2 separate regions of the Mus musculus genome follow, and region 2 is linked to region 1. The links are chromatin contacts, found by Hi-C or POLR2A ChIA-PET in ENCODE. All regions are on one chromosome and are shown on one strand. The core of a region is the stretch at or near the end of the contact, and the rest is flanking DNA. Distances in the headings are between cores, read along the strand shown. Region 1 holds the start of Mcph1 (microcephaly, primary autosomal recessive 1). Region 2 holds the start of Agpat5 (1-acylglycerol-3-phosphate O-acyltransferase 5 (lysophosphatidic acid acyltransferase, epsilon)).

The links. A loop is a pair of places that touch in the nucleus more often than their neighbours do. ChIA-PET counts read pairs that join two places held with the same protein, here RNA polymerase II (POLR2A).
Region 2: a loop to region 1 is called in a map of T-helper 1 cell, with 3 times the contacts of the local background. The contact joins the promoter of Agpat5 here to the promoter of Mcph1 in region 1. A Hi-C loop is called at or near these places in 3 of 37 maps with a recorded cell type or tissue (T-helper 1 cell, regulatory T cell and v-Abl transformed pro-B cells). POLR2A ChIA-PET finds 5 or more read pairs at or near these places in 2 of 5 experiments (Patski and embryonic stem cell).

Annotation. Positions count from the first base shown.
Region 1 is chr8:18,591,816-18,599,208 of GRCm38, forward strand. Mcph1 (microcephaly, primary autosomal recessive 1) reads left to right here and starts at 3,316. Exons shown (of 14, transcript NM_173189.3): 1 at 3,316-3,820; 2 at 5,108-5,199. The coding sequence starts at 3,781.
Region 2 is chr8:18,842,010-18,849,402 of GRCm38, forward strand. It overlaps Agpat5 (1-acylglycerol-3-phosphate O-acyltransferase 5 (lysophosphatidic acid acyltransferase, epsilon)), which reads left to right and starts at 4,270. Exons shown (of 8, transcript NM_026792.3): 1 at 4,270-4,769. The coding sequence starts at 4,551.

The sequences.
Region 1 (7,393 bases), core at 2,066-4,565:
TTACCAACACGCTAAAGTTTAGAGCCACTGTTGAAACAAATCTCTGGGTGTTTCTGTGAAGAATTATCTAGATTATGAGGTATGAGGATCAGCCCTAAATATGGACAGCATCAGGCCACAGGCTAGGATGCCAGACTGAAAGAGACAGTCTCAGTGTCTCTCTCTCTCTCTCTCTCTCTCTCTCTCTCTCTCTCTCTCTCTCTCTCTCTCTCTCTGCTTCCTCCTGAGATAAAGTGTGACCAGCTACCTCACATGCTTGCCACCATGGCTTCCATGCCCAAATGGACTGTGCGCCTTTTACTGTGAGCCAAAGTAAACACCTCCTTCCTTAAGTTGCTTTTGTCTGGTATTTCTGTCAGAGCATCAAGACGAGCTACTGATGTGTACATAACTATGAAAGAATATCCAACTGGTTCCAGCCTCTGTGAGCGAGATTAGGGTCATATCAGCCAAAAATTATTAATTCTCTTTCTGACAGGTTATTCTTAATCTTTCCTTTTAAAACACACTTCAGGATTATAGGGTGTACTGGCTAGTTTTGTGTCAACTTGACACAGGCTGGAGTTATCACAAAGAAAGGAGCTTCAGTTGGGGAAATGCCTCCACGAGATCCAGCTGTAGGGCATTTTCTCAATTAGTGATCAAGGGAGGAGGTCCCCTTGTGGGTGGTGCCATCTCTTGGTTCTATAAGAGGGCAGGCTGAGCAAGCCAGGGGAAGCAAGCCAGTAAAGAACATCCCTCCATGGCCTTGCATCAGCTTCTGCTTTCCGACCTGCTTGAGTTCCAGTCCTGACTTCCTTTGGTGATGAACAGCAGTATGAAAGTGTAAGCTGAATAAACCCTTTCCTCCCCAACTTGCTTCTTGGTCATGATGTTTTGGACAGGAATAGAAACCCTGACTAAGACATAGGGAAAACACATAAATAGGGGAAAATATTCCCATAAGCCATTCATGGAGATCCACAATGTCTGCCACATGTCCTTCATTCTTTCTGATCTATCCTATATATTGCCATTTTTCAGTTGACTAAAAGCCCATTTTTCAAATGTGATTACAGGTTTGCCCATATGGGGCTAGCCGACTAGGCCAGCACTCTTTCTTTTTGGCTCAGGCTCACCAAGGGTTACTGAGGATGGCATAGGAAACTGTTAAAATGATGCTGGGGGGGCTGGTGAGATAGCTCAGTTGGTAAGAGCACCCGACTGTTCTTCCGAAGGTCTGAAGTTCAAATCCCAGCAACCACATGGTGGCTCACAACCATCCGTAATGAGATCTGACTCCCTCTTCTGGAGTGTCTGAAGACAGCTACAGTATACTTACATATAATAAAAAAAATAAATAAATCTTTAAAAAAAATGATGCTGGGAGTGAAACTCAAGTCCTCTGAGGGAAAGAGAGTGTATGTAGAGGGAGAAACTGTTTGACTGGAGTCCCTGGCTTCCTCCCCTCCCTGACGTGGTCCCTAAATTCCAGTTTTCTCTTCCTCTCCAACAATGGACCATTTGGAAAGCCTCGGAATAGAAAAAAATGGCAAAAACCTAGTCCCACATTCCTGACAGCTGTCCTAATCACCCCACCTCACCAGAAGTCACCAGCCACCCAAGCCCCTTACCCTAGATGACCATACCAGGGCATAAGCGTATGGCAGACATGTCATTTTCCTTCACCTACAATCTATTAAAAAAACCTTCTCCAGCCATAGTCTATTCTTGACATTTTCTTGTCTTGTCCTGAGCCTAGTGAACTTTCCCAGGAGCCCATTCCCAAATAAACCTACATTTTTTTTTTAAACTTCTTAATTTGGTTTGAATTGGCTTTTTTTTTTTTTTTTTTTTCTGGCAGAGAAAAACCTATTAGTAGTGATTCAACAAAAGATTCTGGGAGGCCCTTGCTTTGGACTAAGTTTGCACACCATGTCCATCCAGCAAAGCTGATCAAACCAAAGTGGAGTCAGTCATGCTGAGTGGCAGGGAATCTAAGTGAAAGGTTAGAGAACCCAAAGGGTCCCAACAGTAAGAGGAGATAAGATGCCGGTTCACCTAAGATAGCCAAATAAGGAAGTCTGAGAACCAAGCCATGGTTCTGATTCTGTGTTCCCTTCTCAGGAATCCTAGTCCTGCTCTTACTGCCTGTATAAAGTGAGAGCATACAGCCGAGGGGAGGGTTATTTAGATCGGAGGGAGAGTTCAGCCTGAGGCATCTGGAAAAGTCCACAGAAGGGAGAGAAAGCTCTCTATCGGACTTGGCCAGCAGGGTAGGTCAGGCCATGAGAGGAGTGGGCACTGGGAAGAAAGGTGGAAGAGAAGAGAGAAAAGCAAAAGAGAGGACAGAGGGTGGGGTAGGGAAAGGGGGAGGAGCAGGGGGAGGGGAGGGGGGAGAGAGAGAGGGTCAGTAGGACTAAGTACCAGCCTGAAATGGCGGGGTTATATAGGAATGAGAAGCTTGGGGAACTGAAGCCCAAGAGCTGGAGAAGTTTAGAGCAGGAGGTGGGTTGAGAAACGCTAAAAGGAGCCACAGGTACCACGTAAGCCTGGAGGCCAGCAGACACTGTGGTATGTTACTGGGCACCTTAAGCAGCCATTTTGTCTTGAGTTTCTCTTTGCACTGCCTAGTGAAAGCTCTCCCACTGTGTTAGTGAAGATGCTTCAATTCGTGAATTCCCATTAACAGCTCATCACTCGGAATTTGGCTTTTTAAAATTATATATATTATATATTTTAATATGTACATTTAAAATAATTTTGAAATATATATATATGTATATGTGTGTGTATATCTATATAAATTATCTTTTTTTTTTTTTTTTAAAGCCAAATTGCTGGGCCAGTCTGTAATCCTAGCTCTTGGGGAAGGCTGAGTCGGGAGAAGGGCTGAGTGTTGTGAGCTAGAAACCAAGGCCATCTCTCTAAACACCCAACCAGGAGCTAAGGAGATGGCTCAGTGGTTAAGAACATTTGCTCTAGCAGAGGACCCGAATTTGGTCCCTGGCTCCCTTATGGTGGCACATAACCATGTGTAATTGGATCTGACGCCCTCTAGTGACCTCCACTGGCACCAGGCACGCACGTGGTGCAAATATGTACAAGCAGGCAAAGTACTCACACGTGTAACAAATAAATACAAAACCCAAAACAACCTGTCTGTCCAAACCAGTTGGGTGGTTTTTTTGTTTTTGTTTTTAACGCCCGGCGCTTAAGGCGACGAAAGGATACTGTTATCTACAGAAGAGCAGGCACTCCCTGGCTTCCGTCCTCCCTAGGCGGCTCCGTCCTCCTCCCTCTCCCGGCAGCCCTTGCGCGGGGAGGCGGGCCCGCGTCCGACCCGCCCCCTCGCAGACTCGCGGGCGGGAGGTTTGAAGACCCAGAGGGCCCGCGGACGCTGCAGCAGTCCCGCTCGCGCTCCAGGGTGCAGGGCTGAGGCAGGGCCCACGGGTGGGTCCCCTCCCCGGTCACCGAGCGCTGCGCAACGAGGACGAGCGAACCCTGCGGGGACAAGCGACCGCGGCGCTGACCTGCGCCCTGAAGCCGCGGTGCGGCGGGCTGACTCCTGCCAGGTCGCCGGAGAGCTTCAGGGCCGCCCGTGAGCGATCAGGTCTCGGCTGTCGTGTGTCACTGAGCCGGGCGCTCTCGGCGAGGGAAGGGAACCCGGAGCCCTTGCGCACACACACACACACCCCTAAGCCTGACGCGGCGAGCCCAGGGGGCACGGCCTGCGCATGCGCACCCCTCTGCCTTCCTGCCGGCGCACGCTCGGTCCCGCAGCTTCAAGCTGGTCGGGTCATGGAGGCCTCGGGAGGCGTTGGGGGCGCCTTTCTGAAAGGTGAGGAGACACGCCCAGTAGGGAGGGGGCTGGGGTCTAGGCTCCCAGCGCCTGGTTGTCTTGCCTGGGCCGCCGGGATCGGCTCCCAGGCCAGGTCCCATCCCATCTCAGGGCTCCCTACGCCCGAGGTCCTCTCACATCCTAGGTTCCCTCACACCCGGAGTCCCCTCACTCAGGATCCCGACCACCTGTGTGGACACCCCACATACATTCACCCTGTGACCTTCATCGACCCCTATGTGTTCCCCAATCCCCCCACCCCACCCCGGTGCAGGCTGAGCCCTGGAGAGCTGGCGGGAGGATAGGCTCCTGTCTTAGCTTTCTGGGATCCTCTTGCCTCTATGGCCTCTGCAGTTGTGGGATCAGGAAAAGTAAGAATTTGGTAATAGTGTGATGGCCTCTGGAGGGTCCTACCTGAGTAGAGCTGCCTGACACTTGTGGAGCTCACCTTTTTTTTTGTTGTTGTTGTATTTTTGTCGTGCTAACACGTGCTCAGAACATGGGACCCTGGGTGAGGAGATTCCAAGTATAAATATATTTTATATATTTATATATTATATTTATTATAGCTATGTGTTTATTATATTTATATCATATATGTGTATATATATTTAAATTTTTATTTATTATTTTAGAAAGCAAGTTTGCCTCCAACTTGCTATGTAGCTGAGGCTGACTTATCTCTGTTTTTTAATTTGGTTTGGGGGTGTGGGGTGGGGGTGTGGGCTTGCTTGTGTAACAAAGTTTCTCTTGTGGCTCTAGCCTTCCTGGACCTGGAAACTCTGTCTCAGTCTGTAGACCAGGCTGACCTCAGAGATCTGCCTACCTCTGCCTCTCAAATACTGGTTTTAAAGGGATACACCACCACCACATGCTTTGGCGTAGAACTCTTGCCTCTACTTTATAATCACTATGTGCTAAGATACCCAACTTCATATAAATAATTTATTAGAACTGAACTGTATTAGCTTGACTATGCTATGGCCATAGAATCGTGTTATTGGAAGATAGTCTGGGCCAGAAAGCCTGGAATGATTACTATATCTGTTTCTTTACAGAAAGCATAATCCAGGATAATTATAAATCTTCCTGGATGAGGAAGATTTAAAATACTACCAAAATGGCAAGGATGATGTTTTGAATAGATTCGTAATAAGAAATCTTCACGTAATAGGAAACTTTCACTTTTTTTTCCCTAAAATAAACAGAACAAGAGAAGAATCTATTGTGGGAGGGGGTGTGCAATTCCTAGTGTGTGGTTCCTGCTAAGATCTTGCTTATTTTCAGATGTTGTGGCCTATGTTGAAGTATGGTCTTCCAAAGGGACAGAGAATTACTCAAGGACGTTTGCAAAGCAACTTGAGGATATGGGGGCAACGGTAAGAAATTAATATCAAAATGACTGATAACCTGGTGTTTTCTCGTTATGGGAGCTGTTCCTTAGAACACGAAGGACTTAGCAGTGGGTGAGTGGTAGGAGGCAGAACAAACCAACCAAATACAAGTTGGACAGCAGTGCTTACAGAGGAGATAGTCTTGGAGGCATTGTGTTAGGAGGAGTCTAGTGGGAGACTTGAGTCTGGCATTGGTTCAGTGAGGGCTGGTACTCGCAGTGGAGAGAGTAAAGATGCAGGAGAATGAGCAGGTTTCCAAGGGAAGATTGTGACCGTAGGCATATTGGAAACATCTCATAGGCATTTGATTACTCATGTCTGGAGCTTGAGGCAGTCAGATCTGTAGACTGATGTGGGGGTCAGCAGAGGATGGAACCTTACTCAGATCCTGAGGAGTCCTAAAGGAGGAGGAGGAGGAGTGTTTAAGGACCAGTGATGGCCTGACCACCAACCTGGGAACAAGAAAGGGAAAAAAAATTGTCAGGAGAATATCAAAAGCAAGTATGAAAGAATTTAAGAGGTGTGGATTCAGAACAGCAGAGCCTTAAGGAACGGTAAGATGTGCTTAAGGCTTGTCAGTTATGAGGCGATTGCTCTAGCTCACTTTCTTTTTAAAGGACAAAAGGGTTCAAGGTGAGTCTGAGATTCCTGACTTAGGAAGAAATGGAGATAGTAAACTCAGACTGCTCTGATAGGAAGCTATACTGGCTTGACACAAGCTGGAGTCATCACAGAGAAAGGAGTTTTGGGTGAGGAAATGCCTCCTTGAGATCCAGCTGTGAACGGAAGTCCAAGGATCTACCAGTGTTCAGTCCCACAAGACAAGCAGACAAAGAGAGTGAATCTTCCTTCTTCCAATGACCTTACCTAGGTCTCCAGCAGAAGGTGTGGCCCAGATTAAAGGTGTGTGCCACCAAGCCTTTAATCCCAGATGACCTTGAACTCAGAGATCTCCCTGTTTTAATCTGGAATTCATAAGCCACTATGCCTCAAGATCTCCATGCCAAGATCCAGGTCAGAAACTTGTATCTCCCAGCCTCCAGATTAGCATCACTGGTGAGCCTTCCAGTTCTGGATATAATCAGGTTGACAAGCAGGAAGCCACCGCAGACCCTTTGCTTGCTTACTGCCATTTGTGAGACTCCCTGACAGGCTGAGTGGATGAGCGAGAGACAGGATAACTCCTCACGTCAGGGTGGGGATTAGGGTGCAGTAAGGTGGTATTAGGGCAGTGCTGGCCTCCTCAAAATGAAACAGTCCGAAGTAAAACTGTGGTAAGACAGGGACTTTGTGTATACACATGCCTTTGTATACACAAAGGCATGTGTATACAGCATGCCTTGTTACACAAGCATGTGGCACACCAATTGGAGTTCGGGAGGGCCAACGTATAGGTCATGCCTCTGTCTAGACGCAGTTTGTGGCAGCTCAGTCCCAAGTGTGGGATTTTATCACATCCTCACCTAAGGCTTCTAGTAAGTATCCCACACCATTGTGAAAGACATCTCCAGGTGCCGCTTGTTGTCTGGTAACTTTGCTGAACACCTTGGGGAGAATGTCCCCGGTGCGCAGCTGGGCTCTTTTCTGGTGTCTTGAGAAAACCAGTTTACAAAAGTAACACCTGCGCATGCCTGAAACAGGTGCTCTACAGGGCTTTGAAACCTGTAATGAAACATGAGAGAAACCAGTTCACATCTGCTTTATACCCCTTTGGTGCAGAGATATGATTCCAGGCCTCACACACACTTAGACAAGTACGCTATCACTAAACTAGATTCCCGGACTCTTCTGTTTTTGAAAGGCAATTTAAAAACCGTGGGTGGAGAGCCAGAGAACCATGGCTTGTATGTGGAGGTCAGAAGACAACCTGAGCCATCTCCTACCATGCTGGGTCTTGACTGTTTTGAATTGTCTGATCTTACCACATGCCTTAATTAGGGTTTCATCGCTATGAATAAACACTATAACTAAGGCAACTGTTATAAAGACAAGCATTTAATTGGGGTTGACTTTCAGTTTCAGAGGTTCAGTCCATTATCATCATGGTGGGAAGCATCATGCAGGCAGACTTGGTACTGGAGGAGCCAAGAGTTCAACATCCTTTTTTTTTTTTTTTAAATTTTTTAAAAATCTTTTTATTATATATTTTCTTTATTTACATTTCAAATGTTATCCCCTT
Region 2 (7,393 bases), core at 3,020-5,519, 250 kb after region 1:
CTGCAGATCAGGAGCCTGATTATCTTGAACTATCCTTAGCTCTCTAAACAGCCATTTACTGCTCATCTCTGTGAGTGACTTAACATCCTTATATTAGGTCAATGCTTTTGCAATCTACAAACAAGGCTTACAGCTACCATACTGCAAAGCCTAAGAATGTCATCAGATAACACCTGGAGCCTTATGGCAGAGACTTATCTACCTCCCAGTAGCCTGACTACTTGATGCATCAACCAACGTATCTGAAAAGCAACTTGACTGATCACTTTTGGTTGAGTTACTGTAAAAACAGGAAACTGTTACCATGTTGGTATTTGGTGGTAACCCAAATCTGTGTCCCCTGCCATGGCCACTTGGATTTGGCACCAGAACAAATGAGCTGTTACTAATTTTGCAGAGAGGGCTGTGTATTTTGCATCAGCTGGTTGAAGTCAAAAAAAAAAAAAAAATCTGGCCTCATTTAGATGTGTAGAGTAAAGGTGAGCAGTTTAGTGTCCTTTTCAAATAACGCCTTCCATATTACACCAAGAAGTCAGAGGCTCAGAGCTTCTTCAGAATGAGGTAGTTTTCATATTGTTACACTTACAAATATAAGAACCATGTACCCTCTAGGCTTGGGATATTTAGAAACTATTCACTGAGTTAGGCAATTGAATGTTGAAACATTTCATTATACAACATTGGAAAGCCCCAAAGGTTGTGATGACAAGTGTTGGTGATAAGGGATGCTAAGAAGTGAGAAGGGGGACCAAAAAGGCCACTGGCAGTTACCTGTGTCCCAGATCCATTGGGGACATAGTGCATAAAGCTGTGTGTGAGCTTCCTCTAGTCCATGTGGCATGCTCTATCTACATCCTTTTTCATACTGACAGCAGGTGCCTTCCAGGTCTGGAGACCCATTTGGGACCTAGACGTGAAAGTGAGGTAATGACAACAGCATGGTTGGTGGTCACTAAACCCCTTCACAAAGGGTCCATGGTTGATAACATATTTGACAAAGACAGCAGGAGCTCCCCTTGGCCAGGAAAAAGCTCGAGACCTCCTGTGATAACTAGACAATTCTTGGGAAGACATCCTGAAGACAGACGGACCATGAAGCACCTCATATGACAAGTACTTAGGCCTCACAAACCCTTCCCTCAACCTGCCACTGGAAACTGTAACATTCCCTTGTATTTCATTTGCTAAAAGCCTGGGGTTTTCTTGACCCCCCTAATCCAGAAATCATCTTCGGTTTGCCTACATTTTTTCTCTCCAACTCTAATTGTTCTTGAGTTTCCTCCTTGGGTACATTTTGAAATACTCTGCTCCTCAATGATAACAGGAAGGTGTTATTCTCACATTAACAAATACAGTTACCCGGTTAGTAATGGGGAAGCAGACACAGCTCCTCACTTGAAAAACTGAGTTAGATAAACTCCCTGGTAGGTGGGCGGGGAAAGGGCCAAAGACTAGGGATTAAAGGTGGAGAATATTGGAAGATGGATGGCTTCTTCCAGGTCCTCCAGACTTGAGACAATAGCTTGGCAGATTAAAACAAAGGTCTTGTTGACTTTTGTCTCCCCACCAGCGGGCCCCCTGCTGATGGACTGGTTCAACCAGTTCAAAGCTTGATGAAGACTTGTCAGACAACAGTCTGAGCCAATCTCCTGTCCTATATTTCTTCAAACTGACCAACCCTAATTAATTAATTAATTAGGGGAGGAAGACTCTTCAGAGGCTTAGAACATTCAGCCTTTGAAAAGACACTGGATGTTTTTGGCCGAGTCTCTGCTCTGCAGTGTATTTCTTTCTTTTTCTTTCTGTACATCTGCTGTCTCCCATGTGTTTCCTCAATCCCTAATAAACACCTTTCTTCAACTGCTGATTCTGTCTGTGAGGTGTTTGAGATTTCTCTGGTGCCTTAAGGGGGAAAAAAAACTGATCAAGATCTCTAGATTTTATCATCTTCAAGCCTCACCTTGGTTTTTGTTCCTGAAGACTATCACACTGTCATCCTCGGCAGCCAGAGGAGTTCCCCTGGATTTTAGGGACTTCAGCTCGGGCTAAACCAGGATTAGTGGATTTGATGTTGAAAAGAATTTATAGTGAAACATAGCTGGGAATTTTATTACAGGTATTTTAATGTAAGCTTAAGCATAAAGGGTTTTTGTTTTTTTTTTTTTTTTTTTGGTTAAAAAAAACACACAGGCTCACATTGTTAGTATTATCCAGATAAGCTATAGTGGTTCTCAGATTGTGCATCTAAGAGTCACCAGAACACCTTCCTATTTGTCTAGTTTTACAGCTATCTGTGTGTATGGGTGCATGCCATGGACACCTGTAGAGGTCACAGGACAATCTCCAATTCACTTTCTCCTTCCACCACATGGGCTCTGTAATCACTAAGGTTTGTCAATCCTGAGTACAGATGTTCAGAACCATCTTACTGTCTCCTCTCTTCTGATAAAACATGAGGTGGCCCCAGAGACGTTTTAGACAGGGTTATAATCTGATAAGGGAAAAGCCACATGTCCTTTCCTTACAAATGTAATTTCTACAGACATTCCTAGAAAATTGAAACTTTATGGTTGGGAAAGGAGAGGGGGCCCTCAGGTACCTTGTTTTTCTGTTGACAAAAGTTGACTCTTAACATTGTCAAGTAAATGCTCCCACAAATGGATCATCTGACTATTTGCAGAATGTCATAGGCCAACAGAGAGAGAACCCCTGAATTTCCAGAGACCTTCAGGTTGGCTCAGTCCCTTCTTTTTTGATGTGTACCTCAATTCCTGTCTTCCTGAACTCTTGTTTGCCAATCTGAATCTACAGTCTATCTGTCAAACAATTCCTTTGTCTGGACTGGTCTGCTGAACTGACAGTGAATTGTCTTGACAGTTCCTTTGCCTGCCCTTTTACCTCTGCATCTTCATTAAACTGGACAGTTTGTCATATCTGTGACCCACCAACAGCTGCTTTTCCCCTAAAGCTGGGTTTGTGGTTCATGTTATCGTGACAGACACTCTTATAGCCCTGTCAGTTCTCCAGCACTGGCTTCCCAAGGCTTTTAAAACTCCTTTCTTCTTTCTAACTCTTTGTAGTCACTGTAACCTATATATGCATATGTAAACAGAGATATACTTACAGAGTGATGTATGTGTGATCTGAGAGTTAATATTAGTAATTAAGACTGCAATAAAAGAACCTGTGTTTCCCTTAGCAAGGGCTACAGAGTAAAGTGGGCCTCTCTGGTGCCAGCGAAGCCACTGTACTTAGTGAAATTTATTGTCATTCAATACATTCTGATATCGTGTAAACTCCTAAGCACGTCCATCTGACATAGTGTGCTAATGACAGGAGTCACCTGTATGCCTTATGAAGCGCATCTCAGAGGTGATGGGAAAGAAACATGGGGCAAAAGATGAAGGGAAATCCAAGGCAAGGAAGCAGAGACACAGGCGTCAGTGGTGTGGAAAGGGAGAAAACTAGGGGCAGAATAAGTGACCTTAGGGTCACTTAGAGAAACCAACACACACACACACACCCACATATTTAAAACGTACTTTATACAGATCTGAGCGTGCGCACTGACCTGTTTCCTTCTATACCTTCTTGTATAGAATTATCTGGTCTCCACTAGTTAGGGCAGTGAAAGGACCTGGGCCCCTGGATAAGTTTTTGCTGTTACTTAACTATTCTAGTTTTCTGGAGGGAAGAGAACTTATGGATCCTACATGTATAGGGAAATACTTTCCTACACATTGAAAAGAAGAAATGTAGGATATTAGGAAAACGCACAGTAGAAACAAGTTAAAGAGCAAGAGGTTATTAAAGGGCAAAAGTTAAGGCTTTGAAAGATTTAATACAAGGAGGTGACAGTCCCGTGAAAGGTGAACCAAGGGTACAGGAGACGGACCCAGCCTCATTCTGCAACAGCCAAGAGGAGGGAAGGTGTGCTTCCTATGCACGTGGGGGCACGGGTGGCCCTCCGGCACGCGAAGACGCTGCAGTTGTCCATAACCTGCGGCATCGAGCTCCTCCTGTGCTCCACGACTTAGTCGGCTCACGCGTGTCTTGCAGGAAGCATCCTCGTGTCTCCACGCAGCTCTCGCACGCCAGCACAGGCCAAAACCCACCACCTCACTTCTTCCCGGGCTCATCCCCAGCCAGCATTCGCAGTCGAGCATGCGTCGTGACGAGGCCAAGGGACCGAGCCAATCAGAACACGTATTACGCCCATAAGTCGGCCAATCAGGAGGCGCCTTATTACCCGGGAGCCTTGCTTCACCCCGCCTCCCCGCTGACAAGCACGGGTCGCGCGGAGCAAAGCGAGCACCCCGAGGCGAGTGCGCCCGGCAAGCCGAGGCGTGCCCTTTCCAAGGCGGCGAGCAGAGGCCGTCACTGTCCCCGCCGGGTCCCGGGCCCCCGCGGCCCATGCTGGGGGCGGAGCCAGGGCGGAGGGCGGCGGCGCGGCCGGCCCCGCGCAGTGATTGGCGGGCGGCCGGCGGTGGCTGAGGTCCTGGTGGCCGCGCGGGCAACGCAGGCGGAGTCGCGGCTGGCGAGCCGAGAGGATGCTGCTGTCCCTGGTGCTCCACACGTACTCTATGCGCTACCTGCTCCCCAGCGTCCTGTTGCTGGGCTCGGCGCCCACCTACCTGCTGGCCTGGACGCTGTGGCGGGTGCTCTCCGCGCTGATGCCCGCCCGCCTGTACCAGCGCGTGGACGACCGGCTTTACTGCGTCTACCAGAACATGGTGCTCTTCTTCTTCGAGAACTACACCGGGGTCCAGGTGAGGCGCGGCCGCGCAGGGCTGCGTGCGAGCCCTCCCCGCGGCCGGGGCGGCGCTTGCAACCCGGGCGAACACTCGCAGCCCGGCGAGCACGTGCCGCAGCTCACGGCCTCCCGCCGCGGGGGGAAGTTTCTGGTTCTCACTTCGGGGTTCCTTCTGGAACGTCCTGCTGAGGCTGAGTGTGTTCCCGGGTCCGCCCCACCCCCGCCCCGGGCCGGCTGTTACTGCCCATCTCAGTGCCTGCCAAAGTAGGGCACTGAGTCCGAGGTGGTGATGCTGGGACTGGCTTCATTTGCACTTCCGAGGTCTTTTAGATTAGCAAGACCTCTAGGCGCTGACCAAAGTGACAGCTGTGAAGGACGACTCCTGCCTTGGGTTCCTCCCGGGTGAAAGCGAGGGCCTAGGGAGGAAATGAATACATTGGTTACAATAGGAGCCTCACTGTCGATACAGTTCTCTTCAGCTTGGACTGGGCTTCAATGTGGGCTGATCTCTTGTCAGATTGCTTTCTTCCTGCTACTGTTTCTTTCTTTCTTTCCACCCCTCCCTCCCCCCCCCCCGCCCCGTGGAGATTGAACTCTGAAAACAATAAAGAGTAGAAAGCTCTCCTAATGTGAATTCGTTATATGACATCCCATAAAAACCTACAGTTGTACTTCCTTTTTGGTTTTCAGTTTCAAAGAAGAGCTCTGTTTGGGTTCTCCCAGATGTATCTATGACTTTCCCCCCCATTTCTCAGTTCTTTTCATTCTGTGTTAGGGGGGTACTTTGGCGACTGGATCCCTTACTGAGTTTTGCGCCAGTTGGAGATTATGTCTGAGGTAGGGAATTAAGACCTCTCTGAATCACTATCTTTTTAAATGTTTTCCTAGGGAATAGGAAAATCACTGTTGCACATCAAGGTTTCTGAAAAATTGACTTTTAGAATAGGATTTCATTCAGAATTTTTAGGAACCCCCACACTGATGGTTTCAAACCTCCCTCTTACTTTACTAAGTTTGTCAAGTGAATGTATGGTCTAATCGTGGATAAGTATTTAATTTCACTAGCAGAAGGGACAAGACAGCGGGGAGCACAACTTAAAGTTGCTGACCTTGCACATGACAAGTACCCCTCAGACGCTCAGGGACCTCTACTCAAGTGCCACCTATATTCTTGCTGCAGAGACGTTAGGATGAGTCAGAATGAAGCAAAGTTAGTGAGTTTATTGATTGGGAGAGAGGACACGCACTTGAGGGGAGTCAAGTGCAAACCTTATTACCCCCCACCCAGGCTACAGCAGCTGTTTTCTAAGTGATTTTAGGGCTTTTAAGTTAACGCCTTAAAACTAAGATTAAGGAGAAGAGAAGGAAAAAAATGAGTTCTTCTATTCTTTCCAATAATGAGCTCTAAAAAAAAAAGAAGCAAACCAGGATCTCACACTGTAGTCTTGGTGGGCAGGAACTCTATGTAGACCTCACAGGCCTCAAGTTCACAGAGATCTGCCTGCCTCTGTCTCCAGAGTGTTAGGACTAAAGGCATGTACCGCCATGTCTGGATTAAACTCTTTTAGTTATATGAAATTTAAAACGGATTCATGGCGGTACTGAACAGTTTACATATGAGGGAGAAATGTGGTTAGGCAGTAATATGGATCAAAATAAAATCAAAGTAATTAGCTGATCACTGGTCACAAGAGTTTGAGATGTGAGCTTGTCTTCTGCCTTAGGTCACCAGCTATAGGGATAATCTTTTGTTTGTTTTTTGTGGTTTTTGTTTGTTTGTTTTTTTGTTTTTTTGAGACAGGGTTTCTCTGTGTAGTCCTGGCTGTCCTGGAACTCACTCTGTAGGCCAGGCTGGCCTCGAACTCAGAACTCCACCTGCCTCTGCCTCCCAAGTGCTGGGATGAAAGGCGTGCGCCACCACTTGCCTATAATCTTACTTGTAATGGTTTTAGAATATGTGCACAGTGGAGAGCAGTGTTCAAGCAGCTGTATCCAACCAATTCCACTTAAAGAGGGAGAGGGTGAGGGTGAGGGCCTCCTTTGCTATTCAAAAGCAGATTGTGTGGACATTGCATTGGATTCTTTTGTTGTTGCTGCTGTTGTTTTGTTTTGTTTTTGAGACAGAATTTCTCTATATAGCCCTGGCTGTCCTGGAACTCAGTTTGTAGACCAGGCTGGCCTCGAACTCAGAAATCCGCCTGCCTCTGCCTCCCAAGGGCTGGGATTAAAGGCGTTGCATTGGATTCTATGCAAATGTAGGTTCTTTTCTGTTTTCGTTTTTGCTAAAATTCTGAGTAATTCATGTATCCTTTCAAGTTAAAAAAAATCTTTGTGTGTGTGTATGTGTGAATGAATGTACTGCATGCACATAAATATTCATATCCGTGATTGTGGGGCAAATGTACCATGGCATGGACATGGAGGTCATAGGAGAACCTTGGGTATTGGTATTTACCTTCTACTTTGAGTCAGGTCTCTTGCTTACCACTGTGTGTGTGCCAGCTTAGCTGGCTTCTAAATTTCTGGATTCTGTCCTGTATCTGCTTCCCATCTCACTGTAGGAGCACTCCATAAAAGAGAGATGAGTGTCTGGCCTTGTATGGGTTCTGAGGCTCTGAATTTGGGCTCCTCAGGCTTGTG